Regions from separate parts of the Homo sapiens genome. Here region 1 is linked to region 2. A link is a loop called in an ENCODE intact Hi-C map of the cell type or tissue named here. Cell type or tissue: Calu3. All regions are shown on one strand.

Region 1 (2,500 bases), 140 kb after region 2:
ATTAAATCTTTCAAAAGGTATAGTCTATTTTAAATGAAAGTCAATTCATAATGTTGTAGTGTTCACACAGGGCTGCCTTATAATTAAAAAAGTTAATTTTATATTTTTGTATCCTAGTAACCTAAAATGTGCTTCAAAAAAACACAGCGAGCTGTTTAGGAAGGATTAGAAGGACAGAAATACCTGGATACAACTCTATGTCTCCCTAGTGATCTCTTTTTCGCCCACATAGGATGATGTTCTTTGATGAGAAAAACAAAACTACTCAATTTAGCCTTTTTAAAAGTTTGTGACAGTAAACACAAATTTCAAATAATTTATTTTATTGTTTTAAAATTTATACTTTAAAATGACATTCTCATCTTTTATTACTATTGAAAGATGCTATTGAATTGAACCTTTCAATATTGTATAATTAACACATGAAATGTATATTATATATAATGGACAATCTTCAATTATCATATCTTATCTAAGAAATCTGATGAGAGAAATAGCTTATGAATTTGAAAAGATTATCTCATTTTTTTCTCTTTCTTTTATTAGTGTTATTATTAATAAGTAGAGTGACCATATAATTTATCAACCAGATTGGGACATTTTTGAGAGTGAAAGTGGTAATTATCTAAGATCAGATATATTTACTAACACATGTTGATAAGTCTACATGGATAACTGAAATTAGTTAAGGAAGGTAAAAGATTGAGTCATAGTTTGTTAGCATTTATCAAACACTTCTGTATGGCAGGGACTCTACTAAGCACTGTATATGCATAATCTTATTAAACTTTCACTAGCACATGAGGTAATTTTTATTATAGCCATATTCTAGATGAGGAAACTATGGCTTACAGAGATTAAATAACTTTTCCAAGAATACATATTAGGTATGTATCAGAGACTGATTTTAAGTTTTATCTACTTATTTAAATGATTGAAAATAACACTATAGGCAATTGGCAGTAAAGATATAAATAACTGACAGTTCTATTACGTCTTTAATTCAATATTGTGATTTTTAACATTGAGTGCCAGCTTAGCGCAGTACAATAGAATATCTGCTGGACTTCTAAGGTTTTTAACTCTAGTACCTGACTCCCAGATGCCACCTCTGGACCCACCTGGGGCCTGAAGAAACTTGCTGACCTGAAGGTAAGGGCACGGTCCTGGCTGGCTTTGCCACCTGCTAATTGTAGAGCCTCAGCACCTTAAGCAAACATAGACAGTAGCCAGGGAGCAGTTACAGCAGGCGTTGGGTGAGACACAATGCTGTACTTGCTTCAGGTCTGACTCAGCACAGTCATAGTGGTGGTGGCCACAGGGGCACTTGTGTCACTTCAACTCCAGGTTTAGGTAGCTCAGAACAGAGAGAAAGAGAGACCAGAGAATTCTCCTGGATCTGGTCCAAGACCATCAGGGAAGTACTTCTATGAGTCTCAAGCACAACACCATTACTAGGCTTGGGGTGCCCCCTAAAGCAGACAGCCTAGATCACAACACCCAAGTCCTTCAAATATCTTGAAAGCCTTCCCAAGAAGGACAGGTACAAAAAAGCCCTGAAAATGAAGACTACAATCAATACCTAACTCTTTAATGCCTAGACACTGAAGAACATCTACTAGCTTCAACACCATCCAGAAAAACATGACCTCACCAAATGAACTAAATAAGTCACCAGTGACCAATCCTAGGGAAACAGAGATATGTGACCTTTCAGACAGAAAATTCAAAAGAGCTATGTTGAGGAAACCCAAGAAATTCAAGATAACAAAGAAGGAATTTAGAATTATATCAGATAAATTTAACAAAAAGATTGAAATAATTTAAAAGAATCAAGCCAGAAATTTTGGAGCTGAAAAATGCAATTGGCATACTGAATAATGCATCAGAGTTCTTTAACAGCAGAATGAATCCAGCAGAAGAAAAAAATTAGTGAGCTTGAAGAAAGCCTGTTTGAAAATACACAGTCAGAGGAGACAAAAAAAAAAAAAAAAAAAAGAGTACAAATCAATGAAGCACACTTACAGGATCTTGAAAACAGCCTCAAAAGGGCAAATCTACAAGTTACTGGCCTTAAAGAAGAGGTAGAAAAATAGATAGGCATAGAAATTTTATTCAAAGGGATAACAGAGAACTACCCAAACCTAGAGAAAGATAGTAATATTCAAGTACAAGAAGTTACACATACAGATTTAATTCAAAGAACACTTACCTCAAGGCATTTAATAAACTCCCAAAGATCAAGGATAAGGAAAGGATTCTAAAAGCAGCAAGAGGAAAGAAACAAATAACATGCAATAGAGCTCTGGCAGCACACATAGACTGAAAAATAGAGATGGCAGGAATACCTCCAAACTCATTCTGCAAGGTCAGTATTATACTGATACCCAAACCAGACAAAGACACATCAAAAAAGAAAACTGCAGGCCAATATCTCTGATGAATATTGATGCAAAAGTCCTCAACAAAATTCTAGAAAACCAAATTTAAGAATACATTA
Region 2 (2,500 bases):
TAAATTCAGTTTGGTAAGAAACATAAATTTTAGCTATGTCAGTGCTAATAGAACTTTCTGCTATGATGCAAACATTCTGCATCTGTGCTGTCCAGTTCAGTAGCCACTAGCTACATGGGGCTATTGAGCATTTGAAATTTGGCTAATATAACTGAGGAAGTGAATTTTTAATCTTATTTACTTTTAATTAAACTAAATTTAATTTTAAATAGCAACTTGTGACAACTGGCCACCATATTGAATGGTGCAGATTTATAGACCAACCCATTCATTTTACAGATGGGAAAGTGAGACCCAGGGAGGCTACTGGAATTTGCCCAAGAGCACACATAATTAGTAGTTGACTCAAGCCATCTAAAAGATTAGTCAGCATCTTCTGACTCATAAAATAGTAAGTTCTGATATCTCAGCATAAAGTTTTAAGACTCTTTGCACCTTCAAAACGAAATGAAACAGGTGAAAACAAAAATGCTGCTACATTTTGTGCCAGGTTAACTTTTTGCATAATATTCTGTGAAAAAACAGGGCCCAAGAAGAAAATAGCACTGGCGAACGCTGCCTGTTATTCCACATAAAGCCCTAGAGTGGCGCTGTTGTATAACTTCTGATGCCTGCAAAAGCCAAATCAAAAAACCCAAACCAATGAAAAGCCACCTTGTTCTTCCTATTCCTGCTCTGTCCACCTCCAGCAGTTTATTCTTTTATGTTCAGATCTTTGAATATTTTACTTCCTAAAAGAAAGAGAAATAAAAATCTTTCTGTAGGTCTACAAAAATAGATTTCCTTATATAGGAGGGAGAAATCCTGAAGTTTGGTTCTTGTTTTATAAGGTATTGAAGATACTATGGAGGTTAACTCCTTGAGGACGTTTAAACGTATCTTTTTGAGTTTTTCAATAGATAAGATTAAGGTGGCATAGAGACATAACTCATCAATACTCTGACTTCCTGCTCTCTGAGGACACATTCTTCAATGACATCTCAGATCACTTAAATTATGCGTCTTGGTCAGAATGTCCTTTCTGGGAAAGGTTGGGGCAACACGATTTGTAGACTGCGGTAGGATAAGCACATTTGACAGGTAATGTGTGGTTTCAATCTAAGGCTTCTACACACCTCACTAAAAGGCACGTTAAGAATTTTTTTTGTGTGTGTAAGCAACCTAGCGCTTTAGCATCTTGGGTCCCCCGATTCAGAGCCTCCCATCCTATTAGTGTTGTTCTGTCTCCTGGAGAGAACACTTCATGTAGACATTCAGTGATGCCACGTGCCTTGTAATTCCCTTAAAAGTTAATGAATGTGTTAGAATTAATTTTAATAAACGTTGATTAATTGCAGTTTGATTTGCGTTTTGAAGAACAAAGGCATCGCAAATACAAATCAGTGTTTGGCAGATTTTTCTTAGTTGCTTTGAAGGTTTTCACAGCAGATGGCAGTGTTGCTCTGCAGATGCTACTGAGCCAGCCCGGTGGAGGCAGCCAAAATTCCTATACATGCTCTCCAGGCAGCGCTACAAGATCCGCACCCCCAAAATTAGGGCCTGGACACAGACCAAATGAAGAGTCCAAGCAGAATTCGAAAGAATCACTGAGACTGCTGTGAATTCAAAATATGGGGATTATTTGAACCTTCTTCTGTAATTTAATTCAATGAAGTCAAATTGAGTTCCTGACAAGTTCAGAACCACATACATGAATAAAATGGTCAAAAATTTCAAACAATGGTTGATTGTGTGTGTGAGTCAGGGAGAGGCCGAGAAAAGGATAGAAAAGATGTGTCGATGATACTATAGTATGCAGCATATAGATATATGCATATCTCATCAATTTACACTATCTATGTTACATATAGATACCATAGCAGGTCAATGATTACTGCTACAAAGATAAAAATCTCTTGTTACAGGTGCACAGAGAGGGAGTAAAACTGAATACTTTCCTTGTCTACAGAATGAAGATAGGATTAGTAATATTCCAAGGTCACTTCCGGCTCTGACATTCTGGACGTTTGTGAATATTTTCCTACATTGTGGTACTTCCACACCTTCAGAGTTGACGAAACAGACCATTGTCCTTCAAATCACACTAGCATGAGGGAAGCCATGGAGCTGGATTACTCTCAATGTCATATCTTTTTTGGCCTTTGGATGTTATTTAGCAAGATGTGTCCAAATTGCATGTGATAGTGACCAAAGCAATTAGGGAGATTGATTTGGCATGCACCATTTCATTCTGTGCTCCCTACAGGGAGAGACGGAGGAGCCCATCAGGGTCCAAGATAACTAAATTTGATTTTGCCCCAATTAAGACACTAACTTTGCAAGTTGTTTTGATGTTGTTATATTTAACTTAAACTTTATTATTTTAAAAATAAGTGTCTCAGAAACAAGAATTTCAAAATTATATTAAATGTACTTGTCCTTTCTAAAGGTCTTTCTGTCTCCCTTATGTTAGTTTATGGTTTGAAAAAAAAAAACACTAGTAACTTTCCGAATTTATTTT

Evidence for each region. A loop is a pair of places that touch in the nucleus more often than their neighbours do. Peaks named below come from ENCODE experiments on the same cell type or tissue, not always from the same donor. Only the 100,000 strongest peaks of a DNase experiment are listed, where the experiment ranks them.
Region 1: a loop joins it to region 2, with 13 times the contacts of the local background. A loop is called at or near these places in 4 of 110 quality-filtered maps.

Annotation. Positions count from the first base shown.
Region 1 is chr3:161,699,856-161,702,355 of GRCh38, forward strand. No RefSeq gene overlaps it. Among named protein-coding and RNA genes, the nearest start is that of OTOL1, 200 kb to the left of the region's middle. In Calu3, no CTCF peak of the experiment used is centred here; a DNase peak (open chromatin) is centred at 1,386.
Region 2 is chr3:161,559,018-161,561,517 of GRCh38, forward strand. No RefSeq gene overlaps it. Among named protein-coding and RNA genes, the nearest start is that of OTOL1, 63 kb to the left of the region's middle. In Calu3, CTCF peaks have their summits at 584 and 1,440 (motif pointing right); DNase peaks (open chromatin) are centred at 594 and 1,464.